Linked DNA regions of Homo sapiens: region 2 is linked to region 1. A link is a loop called in an ENCODE intact Hi-C map of the cell type or tissue named here. Cell type or tissue: Calu3. All regions are shown on one strand. Each heading gives the region's core, and the rest is flanking DNA. Links, peaks and the distances in the headings are about the cores only.

Region 1 (7,787 bases), core at 1,686-6,685:
TTTGCATTTAGCCGGCCCATGTAGGGAGAGTTATGTAGCATCACGCTCGTAAAACACTTAGCAGACTATCTGATGCATTGTGCATGGGGGCGCTCACCAAATAAGTTGATGTTACCATCATTATTTTGAGGCTTCCTGGTGTGTGCAGGGGCACATAACACAAGTTGTGGCTGCCTCACCAGATGCAAGAGACAGGCCCCAAATTCTCCTGCTGTTTTCGTTTGTTTGCTTTTATGTCTTTATATATCGTGTCAGAGTGTGTGAGCAGAGTTTAAACTCAAGCCCACAATAACGACAACCAGCATGGGATAGACCTGGATCCATCAGACTGGTGAGAGGGACCCTGTTATGGGCTGGTCAGAGGGGCTGGAGACTGGAGTGGGCTTTACCTTCAGTACTGGGTGGAAGAAATTTCATCTCTTGCCATTCACAAGAAAGCCTTGTGCTTTGGAGGACTTACAAATGCTTCAGTGACCTTCCCATTCTGGCTGGTGGGAATTGGCACCTGTGTGAGCTCTGAGTACTTTTCCCTTACTCCCTTTGAGGTGGTTCTTCCTTGGCTAACCTCACATGCGTGCGTGGATCAGAATCCTGCTGAGGACTTCACCTGGGCTCGCTGTACAGCCCAAGAGTTTCTTCTAGGTGCAACTTTCCTCATCTTTGTTAACTCTGCTTGCAAATATCAGCTGCCATGGCCCCCCCCAGAATCCCTACTCCATGGCACCAGCTCAGGAAGTTCACCAGGCTTCAACTGGGTCCTCGCTCATCCAAAAGCTTCTCTAGACAATGGATGGGGGGATCCACCTTGTAGGATCCACCTTGATCATTTCCCATCTCTTAGGAATCAGTGTCCTACATTGGCTGATGCCTAATGTCTTGAAAACCATTATTTTATATAATTTTGGTTTTTTTCCAGGTGAGATCATGAATCTAGTCTTGATTACTCCACCTTGGTCAGAAGGAGAATTTCGATCTGTGTCGTTTGCTGAGGTGAAAAATCCAGATTTTTGCAGTGGCATTGGGCCAGCACTGTGGCTCATTTGATACAGTTTCCATTCTGCCCAGTTCTCAGGACAGTTTTGAGGCACCACACTGTCACCTCTCTGTACTCTGTTTACCCACCCCCTCACCCGCCTGATTATTCTGCCTGTCCATCATTGCTTCTCCTTTTTTCTAGCAACTTCTTTCCATGTTGTCCTTTGAGGAACTGTCATTTGACCACTCTCCTTTCATGTGGAAATCCTTTGGAATTGGCATGATCATCAGAATGTGTCCTGCCCTTCCTATAAGGATGGCTTCAGAAATGCATATGTGACTGAACACATGTAACTACCAGTCCTCCAAGAGAAGAACGTGGTCCCTAATGGTTCCTGTGGAGGGAACTTTTGTGGAGGGTTCTTATTGCAGGCATTCAATTACGTGCCTCTTTCTGAAGTGACCACTGTGGTCAGGAATAGGAAGCTCCACTTCACCTGTGTATGTGTGGGGTCTGAGTATGATTTGCTAAACTGGTAGAATAAAAGCATGGCACTGTCACATTCATTACTAAATGGAGAGAGAATACGGCCAATACAGGAGAGAGAGAGAGACAGAGAGAGAGAGAGAATTTGGGAAAAGAAGGCAAATTCCTTAGGAGACTGTTGAGGACATTGAGGGCCTGGCTCAAGATATACCAGCAGTCAGCTAGTCCAAATTTTCCAGGTAAATTTTATTTCCTTTTTTTTTTTTTGAGAAGGAGTTTCGCTCTTGTTGCCCAGGCTGGAGTGCAATGGCGCTATCTTGGCTCACTGCAACCTCTGCCTCCCAGGTTCAAGCGATTCTCCTGCCTCAGCCTCCTGAGTGGCTGGGATTACAGGCGCCCACCGCCACACCCAGTTAATTTGGTATTTTTAGTAGAGACGGGGTTTCTCCACGTTGGTCAGGCTGGTTTCAAACTCCCGACCTCAGGTGATCTACCCACCTAGGCTTCCCAAACTGCTGGAATTACAGGCATGAGCCACCGTGCCCGGCCTTACTTCCATTTCTTATTGTAAACTTTGTATGTGTGTTTTTAAGCCAGAATGGTTGGGATTTAGTTATTGGTATATAAAATAATCCTAATATGACATTCACTGTGAAGCTGTTCACACTGCCCTTTGTTAGTTAGCCCTGCTTGTACAGGCATAGTGTGGGTTGCGGATTGTGCCAGCACCCAGAATACCCAGTCTAAAGCAGGAGTGAGGCCCCAGCCATCTCTGGAAGGGATGGCCTGTACAATTATTGTTTTTTTTTCTAAGAGTCCTGAAGCACGGCATGGAGTGTTTGGAAGTTAGGTATGCCCTTTACTTCACAAATAACAGCAATTATATTGGCCCCTAACTGCCTCCTTGTTTTTATTTGTTGAAACTGGATGAATTGAGGGGTGAGAGTGAAGGGCTCTCAAATCCTTAGGTTATGCAGAATGTGTACACTAAGACCTACTCTTAAATATCTTTTTTCCCTGCTTCCCTCTTGCTACAGAGAGAAAGCACAAAAGATTTTTAGAAAAGGTGATACTGTTGGCACAGGAGGTGGGGGAAAAATCCAGTTTTCCAACTTAGTGATCATCTGTTGCTAGTTATCTTTCCTTCTCCCAGATCTGGTTATCGGTGGATCACTGTGTCCTCTGAAGGCTCTCCCAGAGCTGTACTGGAGATTGCAGGGATATAAGGACCACTTCATAAAAGCTCACTTTTTTTTTTTTTTGAGATGGAGTCTCGCTCAGCCGCCCTGGCTGGAGTACAGTGGTGCGATCTCAGCTCACTGCAACCTCTGCCTCTCAGGTTCAAGTGATTGTCCTGTCTCGGCCTCCCAAGTAGCTGGGATTACAGGCACCCGCCATCATGCCCAACTAAGTTTTGTATTTTTTTTTTAGCAGAGACAGGGTTTCACTGTGTTGGCCAGGCTGGTCTTGAACTCCTGACCTCGGGTGATCCACCCGCCTTGGCCTCCCAGAGTGCTAGGATTACAGGCGTGAGCCACTGTGCCTGGCCAAAAGCTCACCTTTAATTCAGCTCTATCTAACTTGTTTCTCCGGTGCATTTGCTTTTCTCAAGGCATTGAGCTTTCTCCAGTGGCCGGAGCTGCTAATTAGTTATTGCAAGCTTCTTTCCTTAGGGGAGATAAAAAGGTTTTGATCAAATCAAAGTGCTTCTAATTCTGATTCATTTCCCTTGTTCTTGTTTCTTAAGTCCCCAGCTTAGAAGGGGGTTGGTTGATGCTTCCTTTTACTTCAAGCTGTTTCTTCTCTAATGTTAAATGGTAAATCCATACCTGATGTGTCTGTTATTGATAAAGTTCAGATGGCATTTCAAGTTTCTGCAGAAGCTTTCTCACTTTCTGTGTGAGCATTTTCTAAATGGAAAGATTCTTCCTTCCATAGGATGCTTTCAATTTGAGTTCTAAGAAATTTATTTATTAGATTTTTCTTTTTCTTTTTTTTTTTTTTTTTTTGGTTTACTATCTGTCTTCTAGTTTTTTTCCTCTAGGAGAAAGTGCTTACTTTAAAAGCACAGATAGGTTTCTCAAAAGGGTCTTTGCCTAATGGATAATGCGGTCTTCCTTTTATAATCCACTCTTTATATTGAATTTCAGATTTCCACCTTCTACATTATTTTCTATTGGCTGGTAGATATGTGATATTCAGAAAGGTTTCCATCAGACACTTAAACTAAATCTATCATTTAGGATTTGTGTTCTGTATTCATTAGAATTCCAATAATTTCCTTCTTTCTATTCAAGTCCTTCTCCCTTTCTTTCCAGCCTTCAATTTCTTGTAAAAGAAATTTTCAATGTTTTTAAAGATCAGAAAGTGTTTTCTTATGTTGTGAATTATTCTTCTGCCAGGCTCGTAAGCTGTTTTCACTCAAGTGACTTAGAATGGCCAGGCTTCATCTTACAGAAACCATATCTAACTTTGAAAATGACCCATATACACACTTCACCATGGAGAGAGGGGGCTCCCTTTTGGCTTATTTTCAACAAGGCCTCTTTTATCATTACACAAAGAGATAGACCTATTCAGATTAGTATTAACTGATGACAAACCCAGTGTATCTAACTCACTCAAAGAGCTGGCCTGTCTTGAAGGAAGCTCAAGGATTTCCTGGGTTTATGATCTAGTTAAACGTGTTAAGAATTTTACAATATTTTTCACTTTGTCAGATAGCCTTTTGATTACTTGCTTTGTCCATGTTAAATTATGTATTTTTTAAAGACTGTTAAGAAGGATTACTTACCATCATCTCCCCAGGAACCTAGAGGACCTGTGTATCCCCTGAGCCTTCAGACACCCCCATTGCTAAGGCAGAGCTGGGACTAAAGGCTTGTGGCCATCAGCAGACCTAGCGCAGTAGCCAAGGCCCTGCACGCCTGCCTTTGGTGGCCAGACACCAGCTTAGACACAAGACTACACTGGACCCTGGGGAATGTGGAGCTTGGAATGCAAACAAGCACCTGGCAACCAGGACAGGCTACCAGGGACTAGAGAACCAGGAGGCTTCATTGGGTAACAAAGTTCTTCCCAAGCATTCTCTTGCATTCCACCCGGGGAACAAGACAGCACCGGGTTTCACACTGGCAAGGCAGGAGGCTGTGTGCTGCCAGAACGACCAGCAGGGGGCGCAAAGGCCACGCCAGGCACCTGCTGGCCTCAGAGAAAACAGAAAGGGAACCAGGAAGCCCACTCCTGCTGTCCTTTCTCTGCAAGGAAATGTGCCAGGGCACTGCAGCCCAGACAGTCGGCAGTAGAGGACCCATGAAGGTCATTATCACTGCTTTTCCCTCCTCTTATTGAAGCTCTTCCCTCTGCAGCCCTGGAAGCCTGATCCTACCTACAGATGTCAGCGAAATCTCCCTCCCTCAGGGTCCCTGTCTAGTTTGTTTTTGACCCGGCCACAAATACTAGGACAGAAAAATAATGGACGGCACAAAGGTCTTTATTGTCTTTTGTTGGTCTGTTTTTATTTTTTTGAGGTGTTTTCCCATGATAACTAGTGTAATGGAAGCATAATGTATTTCACGTTGTAAACCAAAAAGTATCTGAGAAAAGACTCAATCAATTTAGAAGTTTATTCTGTCAAGGTTAAGGACATGCCTGTGACACAGCCTCAGGAGGTCGTGAGAGCACGTGCCCATGGTGGTCAGGCTACGGTTTGGCTTTGTACATTCCAGGGAGACCGAAGACATCAGCGGTCCAGAAAGGCAGGACAACTCAAAGTGGAAGCTTCCAGGTCATAGGCGGATTCAAAGATTGTCCAATTGGCAATTGGTTGAAAGAGGTTATCTAAAGACCAGATATCCAAAGAAGGGAAGGTCTGGGCTCAGATAAAGGGTTGTGGAGACCAAGATTCTTATCATGCAGATGAACCCTCCAGGTAGCAGGCTCAGAGAGGATAAATTGTAAATGTTTCTTATCAGACTTTAAAAGGTGTTAGACTCTTAAGTCAATTCTCTCCTGGATCAGGAAAAGTATTTTTAAAAATGTTTATAAGCTCAATTATTTTATTAATTTATTGTTAGTAACTTTGAGATCTGATTAAGAAATCTTTGCTAAACCCAAGATAGCAAGAGCTTTATCTTAGAAGCTTTATTCTTTTAATTTAAACACTTAGGTCTACAGTCTCTCTCAAAATCAAGTAATGGATCACTTCAGTTCCAAGTGTAACAATGAAAAATGAAAACCGTGAATTACCTCTTTCTCTATATTTTCACAGTATCTTTGTGCAAAGAAAGCAGCAAAGAGAATTAAGAGAATTGCATCATATAAAGAGTGAATTAAACCATCTAAAGGAGCAAAAATTCATCATCACATGGACAAGAAATTAAGACGTAACATCCATCTCACTATTTGCAAAGTGGCTTATTCCTACAGACAATGCAGATATGTAAAAAGGTTTTTCTATAGTTTCATCCTTTGTAGAACCTAAAGAGATAAGCCTACATTTTGAAATAAAATTTTTAAAAATCATGTAAAAAAATGACCTACTGTAGCAATGACATTTTGAAGACATCTCATAGAACATGAAGACCCCCCAGTATTATGAATTGATAACATGATTGCTTTCTTGGGCTGGAAGGATAATTTCCCTAATGGACATTAAAGCATTTGGATCATTATTTTCCATCTGGAAAGTGATAGTGTCCTGATTGTCTCAAGTAAGGGCACCCCATGAAACACAGGCCCAGGTCATGTCCTTCTCCAAATTTTCCTCCATTAAAAAAATCTAAAAAATAAACACAGCAAATATGACACCATAACTTATCTAAATTTTGCAAATTCATAAAGAGATCATTGATGCATACTAACGATGTGAATTTTAAAAATCTGATATGTAGTGCATGCACTTTGCAAACAAAAGTCAAAAAAAGGTGTACTTTTCTTCATGAATGCCATTTTTCATTTTCAAATTCCACTTTTTCTTCTTTTATTGCAACCACATTTATTACATGGCATACATGCATAGTGAGATCTGGAGATAAAATGCTGATATCTGCGGCTCAGACTTTCTATATTCTAGGGGGAACAAGTTTCCCCTAAATTACCTAAATTATCTTTACATATATAATTATGTAAATTTAGATTTTTTGTTTGTTTTTTAGAGACAGGGTCTTACTATGTCACCCAGGCTGGAGTACAGTGGCATGATCTCAGCTCACTGCAACCTCCATTTCCTGGGTTCAAGAGATCTTCATGCCTCAGCCTCTCAAGTAGCTGGGACTACATGTGTGTGCCACCACACCTGCTAATTTTTGTATTTTTATTTTTAGTAGAGATGTTATTTCACCATGCTAGCCAAGCTGGTCTCGAACTCCTGACTTCAAGTGATCTACCCACCTTGGCCTCCCAAAGTGCTGAGATTACAGACATAAGCCACCACGCCCAGTGATATATATATATTTAAATATTTTATTAATTAAAATATTAAATATTTTATATATTTAAATATATATTAAATATATATATTTTTTTGAGACAGAGTCTCACTCTGTCACTCAGGCAGGAGTGCAGTGGTACAATCTCGGCTCACTGCAACCTCCGCCTCCCAGGATCAAGCGATTCTCCTGCCTCAGCCTCCCGAGTAGCTGGGATTACAGGGGCCTGCCACCACACCAGGCTAATTTTTGTATTTTTAGAAGAGATGGGGTTTCATGATGTTGGCCAGGCTGGTCTCGAACTCCTGACCTCTTTTTTTTTTTTTTTTTTTTTGAGACGGAGTCTCGCTCTGTCGCCCAGGCCGGACTGCGGACTGCAGTGGCGCAATCTCGGCTCACTGCAAGCTCCGCCTCCCGGGTTCACGCCATTCTCCTGCCTCAGCCTCCCCAGTAGCTGGGACTACAGGCGCCCGCCACCGCGCCCGGCTAATTTTTTGTATTTTTAGTAGAGACGGGGTTTCACCTTGTTAGCCAGGATGGTCTCGATCTCCTGACCTCATGATCCACCCGCCTCGGCCTCCCAAAGTGCTGGGATTACAGGCGTGAGCCACCGCGCCCAGCCACTCCTGACCTCTTGATCCGCCCACCTCAGCCTCCCAAAGTGCCACCATGCCCAGCCTTTTAGGATCACTTTCTGCCAGCTTTTTAGACTCATAAAAGCATGCAGCTTCACAGATTGGTTTCATAAAGACAATTTTTAAGTTTTATGTCTATTATTATATGATACCTGTGATGTTTGGAAAAAGGGGAGCCATTGATCATTAAGACACATCCAACTGAGACTTCCCTTTCCATACCAATGACAAAGGATGGCATTTGCCAAAATGGCAAAGATG
Region 2 (7,787 bases), core at 1,928-6,927, 130 kb after region 1:
AATATTAATGATTTCAAGTGGCTTGCCTAGTAGTTATTCCTTATCAAACCCACATCCAGGCTGGGTGTGGTGGCTCACTCCTGTAATCCCAGCACTTTGGGAGGCTGAGGCGGGTGGATCACCTGAGGTCAGGAGTTCAAGATCAGCCTGACCAACATGGTGTAACCCCAACTCTACTAAAAAGACAAAAATTAGCTGGGCGTGGTGGTGTGTGCCTGTAATCCCAGCTACTCGGGAGGCTAAGGGAGGAGAATCGCTTGAACCTGGGAGGTGGAGGTTGCAGTGAGCCGAGATCTTGCCACTGCACTCCAGCCTGGGAAACAAGAGTGAAACTCTGTCTAAGCAAACAAACAAACAATAACCCCCACATTCTACTACCATTTTCATTTCTTTATCGCCAGCCACTTACATAAAATTCACATGTATTTTGTTACGGTCATGAAGATATTTATGTGTTCTGTCACAATATATATTGCTATTTGGGGTAAATAATATACTCATTCTGCCTCTTTCTTAATTCAGGACAATACCTTTTTAAAAACACCTACCTCTGTTTCTATTTTTAAATCCACTCTTTTGTTCCTAAGTATGGCACAATGCTGGACAGTTTTCCAATAACACTTTTTAACCACTCCACTCTCCCATTGGTGGGTACCCAGGTTGCATTGAAGCACACATCTCCAAGATACAACACTGCAGTAAGCATTCTCACACATATATGCTGAGGGGTTCATCTTCTGCTCATTGATTTGTACAAGCTCCCTGGATATTTCATCTGTCAGTCTTTTGATAAGTTTAGACTCTGCAGATACCCCTGGGGAGACATTCTTCTATCTCAAAGTGCTTCAGAAAATCCAGTAGTGATCTCAACAAAATGCTGTGACAACACAATCTTCCTTATTATGATAACATAGTCTCTTCAGTTGCAAGGTGAAATCAATTCCTGGGGTTTCTCACATTCTCATTTTCATTAAAACTAATTCTCTCCAAAACATGTCAAAACATTATTCTTTTTATGTGTCTGTATAGTCTCCTTTACTTATAAAACTGTTTTAATTTTCAAAATTAAAATAGATGCTACTCATTATTCACAATCGCAAAGAATCAAACCAAATGCCCATCAATGATAGGCTGGATAAAGAAAACGTGGTACAAATACACCATGGAATACTATGCAGCCATAAAAAGGAAAGAGATCTTGTCCTTTGCAGGAACGTTGGTGGAGCTGAAAGCCATCATCCTCAGCAAACTAATGCAGGAACATAAAACTAAGCACTGCATGTTCTCACTTATAAGTGGGAGCTGAACGATGAGAACACCTAGACACATCGAGGGGAACAACACACACTGGGGCCTGTCGCAGGGTGGCGGGGGAGAGAGAGGATCAGGAAGAATAGCTAATAGATTCTGGGCTTCATACCTCGGTGATGGGTTTATCTGTGTAGCAAACCACCATGGCGCACGTTTACCTATGTAACAAACCTGCACATCCTGCACATGTACCCCAGAATGTAAAATAAAAGTTGAAGAAAAAACAACAAATGCTACTAATTCACTTTAAGGAAAAAAATATTAAAATGTTCAATGGTCTAATTTGTGATAAATATGAACAACTACCAGAATCAAGATGTGAAGCAATATAGATGCACAAAACTAATCAAAAGAAAATTCTAGAGTGGGAAATTAAGAAACAGGCATTATCTTTGCTCTGCAGGTAAATTCACTCTGATTGCCTTTCTGGTAACTGTATCTTCTTTCCCGCTGAAGAACCATCCCTCTCCGACTCTCAGTTCTGCCCGTGTGGAACCCAACCTCTGCTAACAGAGGAAACTTAGACAATAACAGCTAAGCCAAGCAGTGTGTTCCTGCCTCTCTCCACAGTGACTGGCTCAGGCTTGGGCGTGGAGAGCTAAGGGAGAGCCAGGGAGAGCTAAGGAGCACTGACTGGGGAGAGCTAAGGAGCGCTGGGGAGACTCCCTTGGGTCATCTACAGATGAGATTCTCACCCTTTTGCGTGGAAGCTGACATCCAGAGGTTTTGAAGTCTGGGCTGGTGCATCTGTCTTTCACTGATTCATCCATTATCTTTTTTTTTTTTTTTTTTTTTTTTTTTTTGAGACCGAGTCTCACTCTGTCACCAGGCTGGAGTACAGTGGCATGATCTTGGCTCACCACAACCTCCGCTTCCCGGGTTCAAGCAATTCTCCTGCCTCAGCCTCCTGAGTAGCTGGGACTGCAGGTGCCCACCACCATGCCTGGCTAATTTTTTATATATTTTTTTTGTAGAGACGGGGTTTCACTGTGTTGGCGAGGCTGGTCTCAAACTCCTGACCTCAAGTGATCCTCCCGTCTCAGCCTCCCAAAGTGCTGGGATTACAGGTGTGAGCCACCATGCCTGGCCTCATTATCCTTTTTACATATAAAAGAAAGTCTCTCTGAGAAGCCAAGAATACTCCTGGAGCAAGTAAAATGAGAAAGTTACCTGAAAGAAACGTACTTCAGACAGAGAGAAGACCCAGGGCAGAGATCCTGCTGCAGACACAGCCTTGGAGTATGGGGAAATAGGAGAGTAGGGAGCTAGAGTGGGGTGAACAGAGTAAATGATGGTAGGAGGCAAAGGAAAAGCCTATTTTTGAATGTCAACAGCATGGCATAAAAAAGAAGAGAGAGCAGGGGGAAGTCAAAGGAGTTTGGTGTGTTCTTGATAGCAAATGAAGGCTGAAGGCAGGCCTACACCTCAGGGCTATGTTATGACTTTGGGTGCTTCAGAAGCTTTTGCTTTGTGGATTCCTACTCTATTAAAATATTGTTATAGTGATTTTTCTTCTAATTTTAAAATAAATTAAAATTAAAATATTTTCATGAACCCTTTAATAGTACAGTGGGCCTCAGGCATGGTGTCTATTGAGACTACTGGATAAATTGGCCATGCTACCCCTGGCTTATTATTTATAGAAAGCATTAAATTACTTTTTTACTTAAGCCAGCTTTGGTATCGTTTTCTATTATTTGTAGTCAAAAATTGTTAACCAACACAAAACGTTTTCTTTTCCTTAAGCAACATTTAATAATGCACGCATCCTTCCCGCGAGAAACCATTAGTGTAAGCAAAACAGACGTTAATTACCAAATTTAAAACAAGCAAACTTTGGTGTTCTATTTCTTGAGTATTATCAGAGGAGGATCAAGTGCAGAGCTAGACAATAACTTTAGAGAAGTAATCATGGCATGCAGCTGTGCTTCTATTTTAATAGATCTGCTTCTCCTACATAACCTGCCATCAGTGGGTGACAGGCTGGATATCATTCCCCAACAGTGGGGAGGAGTTAGGCAGTGTCTTCACCCCCACACCCCATCCTCAATTCATTTTATGGCATTTAGCTGTTGTCAAGTTATGCTATTATAGAACAAATTATAGAACAACTGGCCCACTGTGGGCCTGAGCCTGGCATCTTTATACCATTAATACCTGCTCAAACAAGCATGTGCAGGTGTAACACTAAAAATAGCACAATAAAAGTGTTTCTAGCTGGACAGGAGAAAGCCCAGACTCCCAACACAGTCACTGTTACTAATAGCTAAGCTGGACATTTTTCAGTACTTGATGCTTTTCAAAGCATTTCGATGTGCATTATCTCCTGTGATCCTCAGAGACCACCCCCGTGCCCTCCACAGAAGCTATAATTCTCATTTTATCAAATAGGAAAATAAAGCTCCAACATTCAAGGAACTTGTCCATGATGTCTATGTCACAGGGTGGGGTCTCCAATACTGATCTTGAGTTCCGATTCGAATGTCCCTGGGCCATCTCCATCCCCTTCGTAGCTTTGGGAGGAGTGAGAGGCTCTCCTGTGTTTAAATCTTGAGAATCAATGATATTCTCTTTGCCCAAGACCATCATGTGAGATCCCACATTTGAACCATAGAAATTTTGGAGACTCACATCCTAAAACCACGTTTCTCTATCCCAGTTAATCCCGTCATGTATTGACCCGGAAACATCATCTCATTTGCCTATAAGACAGAGAGAGAGAATGATAGAAATGCTGGAAGAACGAGCCTTGGGGCGGTATCGCCCAGATCTGAATCCACACAGCAGCTGCTTCGGTCCCTGTAACTCAAGGCTTCCTCTTAATCCTCTGTCCTCCATCAACACCTGGCTGAGCAGGTACTTCACAAACATTAAAAATAGTATAATTTCTAGGATCTATTTGTTAACTTGATCTCATTGGTCTATTAAAGCATCACACTGAGTTTCATGTAAATCATCTGTAGTATCCAGAAAGATTAGAGAAGAAGCTTTTGAAACAACCTCCACTTAACCTGCTTGCAGGGGATCCCACACCCTCCATTCCCCTCCATGGCCAGCAGGGGGCGCTCGCTCTAGGTGCTGGCTCTCTCTCCAGCTGCCAGGGCATTTCTGCTCCCATCAGGGGTGCTTTAAGCTTAGTACCAGCCTCTGTTATGGCATTATTACACTGCCCTCCTTTAATCTATACTATATAAATCCGTGAGCAGATTGAGCCGCTTCTATGAAAAGGAGCATAAATGCTGTGGAAAGATTCTACAAAACAACATGACTAAAACCATTTCTGACAAATTAGGTGTGGACAACAGAACTCTAAAACACAACGGAAAATTAAGCTCTGGAACGGTCCCTTCCTCCAATTGATTCTGAAGTGTCTTTAAGTCATTTCCCCACATTCGAGAAAACACAACTGGATATTGCAGATGGCCCGTTAGGAAGGTTATGGTTTATGACTGAAAGAGATCACACCAGCCCTGCAGACTTCTGCAAATAAAAATCTTGGCTCCACACAGCAAAAGACTGGGAAAGGAATACTTATTTATTTATTTATTTTGAGACAGAGTTTCGCTCTTGTTGCCCAGGCTGGAGTGCAATGGCGCGATCTCGGCTCACCACAACCTCTGCCTCCTGGGTTCAAGCAGTTCTCCTGCCTCAGCCTCCCGAGTAGCTGGGATTACAGGCATGCACCACCACACCCTGCTAATTTTGTATTTTTAGTAGAGACGGAGTTTCTCCATGTTGGTCAGGCTGGTCTCTAACTCCCGACCTCAGGTTATCTGCTCACATCGGCCTCCCAAAGTGCTGGGATTACAGGCGTCAGCCACCGCTCCCAGCCCATACTTTTAAATAAAAGAGTAATTATATAGAGATCACTGTTTAAACAATTTCTTAATCTGTATCTTTTTTATGGAGCCAACTCATAAAGTCACTTTTTTATGAAGCCTTGTCCTAGAGGGCTGCCTCTGCAGTGCTAGGTGGGTCTGCAGAGCTCAGCTTCCCTCTGCTGCAGATGAGTGTTGCATCCTTGGACAAATCATTTCTGCTCTGAACCTTCATTTTGCCTTCTGCATATGAGGTGTTTGATGAAAACAATTTCTGAGATTCCTTCATTTCTGATATGCTAGGATTCCACAAGCAAACCAATCTATGGGTGTGCACTTGGAGAGAGTTCTGTAGAGACGAAAAAGTTTTACCCTATGACAGAAGGACAAAATTCAGTAAAGAGTAGGGCTCCCATAATATAAGAAACCACTGCCAGCCCATGAGAACATTTTAGAGGGGAATGTCAAAAACATATTACCATATAAAATGTTAATATATATTAATATGTGAAAGTAATTAACAAAATGAGGAAGAACTCTCTTTTAAACTTTCTGATTAATTTCAGAAGGAAGTCTCAATTGAGGGGACTATGTCTTTGACCCTTTTGAACACTTGTCCGTCTCCCCTTTAATCAGGAACAACTATGACCTAGGACCAGGGCCTTCAGGAATCTTCACCCCTAACTTGAACTTCATAACACTGGAGAGGTAATTTTGACATGATTATTATTGTTATGCTTTATTTAAAGCCAGAAAGTTTAATTTTTTCATTTACAGAAGTGATATCAAGTTTCTGTTTTAGGTAAATTCATGTAAATAAGCATATGAGTTGATTTAAGGGAAGATATTGATTGAACAATATTTCTCATGATGTGTACATGTGGAAGAAACAGTGGAATCAGATGAGAGAGAGGTTTGCAGCTGCTCAGTCCCTGAGGGCAGGAGTCCCCCGGGTTGGACACATCTGTTCCATCTTCACCACTAACAACTCATGGGACTTCCAGGAATGGAAGCCACAAACAAAACAGGCTTTCAAACAAATTAAAGGAAAATGTAAGATGTGTAAAATGAAAACGCACACATTTACACTTTCTAATCTCTGCCTCACACACAGACATGTACACTCACACACATTTTCAAAGTGGAAATATGTCTGTAGTAAGGCCATGGGTGGTTCATCGCTGAAACACATTATCCCGTTTCATGAACAATGTTACCCCAGTGAATTTAATGTGATTTCTTGTCATAACCATCCAGCAACCTCACATTGACACGGCAATGTGAAGTTTTCGAAGTCTCCTTCATTGGTTGGATCTCTACGGATCTGATGGTCTGGTTCCTGTTTGACAGATAAGAACCTAGAGCTCTGTGAGGCAAAAGGATTTCGCAAAAGTCACACAGATTTAGGACCAGGTCTCTGCATGCCCAACCCCGATGTGGCTTCTCTTTCCACTGTCCCATCTATAAATTGTAAGAAGATGGTAAGACTGTCTCTTGTTCCTGTTCTTGTCCATTGCTGCATTATCATTTCTCCTGGGAACATCACTCTAAATAAAAACAGGTATAAGGGAACATTCTATACTATCTTTGCAACTTCTCTTTAAATTTAAAATTATTCAGAAATAAAAAAGCTTACTGAAAATTAGAATGCAGGATTTTAATTCTAAGGGAAAGGAAAATTCTCCATGTATCTAATCTAAAAAAAACATGGAAGTCATCATGAGTTTGTTTCTGGGGGATGATATCAGATGAAAATGGGCCCTTAGGTAGTAGGAGGTGGCAGGTCTCAGTTCAGTGTTTACACATGGCTCCACGCAGAGCTACAGACTGAGTTCCTTAGCAGCTTCCGTAGGAGGTCCTTTGAAGAAGGGCTGCTCTGCATTCGATATGTAGAAACTTGTGGAGAAGATGAGGAAACTGAGGAAAACCACCAATGCAATCCACAATCCAATCCCTTGACTCTCTGCAACCGCACAAAAAAAGGAAAAGCAAAGAAATAGTAATTAACACAATGCATACAAACTGAGGTCTACCCATCACTTCCAATACCTGTTTTCCCCAACAGTGAAAATTCGTGTACAGAGTATTCCCCAATGACTTCTCTCAGGCAATGTAGAAAGGGAGAAGTCGATTCAGCATTGACTAGTTGGTACTGTGGCTCAACAGGCTCCATCTCTGAAAGTGTTGATTCTTCCTTTTCTTAAAGGAAAGAAAAACAGGAATCAATATCGTTTGTTTGCAAACCTTATGCACAGTAAGCTGCCCATCACCCAAAACTATTTTTGACATCCCGCCTGTGGAATGTGGCATGCTGATACTTGAGAACTTCTTGCTTATTTCCATCATCCCTTTATGTTGCATCTACTTGGGGAACCTGTTAAGGAGACATTCAGATATCTCCATCATTTCCACTAAAATGTGAATAATGCTGTGGGAGAACATTTACACTTCTAGAATCTTCCATTCTATAAAAATTAAAAGTCATGCCACATAGCTGCTACTGAGGGTGCCTAAAGATTGAAACTCAAGCATATTAACTGCAGTATCACTTATAACATCAAACCAAATAAACAGCAAATATGCTGTAGCCATGTTCCTGAATTGGAATCTGATATTTATAAGCGGAACAATCCTGGGCAAGCTGCTTCGTCTTCCTGT

Evidence for each region. A loop is a pair of places that touch in the nucleus more often than their neighbours do. Peaks named below come from ENCODE experiments on the same cell type or tissue, not always from the same donor. Only the 100,000 strongest peaks of a DNase experiment are listed, where the experiment ranks them.
Region 2: a loop joins it to region 1, with 12 times the contacts of the local background. A loop is called at or near these places in 1 of 110 quality-filtered maps.

Annotation. Positions count from the first base shown.
Region 1 is chr12:126,871,450-126,879,236 of GRCh38, reverse strand. LINC02372 (long intergenic non-protein coding RNA 2372) reads left to right here and starts at 4,547. Exons shown (of 3, transcript NR_033970.1): 1 at 4,547-4,780; 2 at 5,733-5,911. It overlaps LOC105370061 (a long non-coding RNA gene), which reads right to left and starts at 4,433. Exons shown (of 3, transcript XR_945511.3): 1 at 4,257-4,433. In Calu3, for the core only: a CTCF peak has its summit at 4,619 (motif pointing right); a DNase peak (open chromatin) is centred at 4,656.
Region 2 is chr12:126,744,311-126,752,097 of GRCh38, reverse strand. It overlaps LINC00944 (long intergenic non-protein coding RNA 944), which reads left to right. Exons shown (of 5, transcript NR_033878.1): 2 at 3,971-4,167; 3 at 5,766-5,837. LINC00943 (long intergenic non-protein coding RNA 943) reads right to left here. Exons shown (of 4, transcript NR_038256.1): 3 at 7,210-7,328; 4 at 5,842-7,092. Among named protein-coding and RNA genes, the nearest start is that of LINC00943, 11 kb to the right of the region's middle. In Calu3, for the core only: a CTCF peak has its summit at 4,359 (motif pointing right); a DNase peak (open chromatin) is centred at 4,387.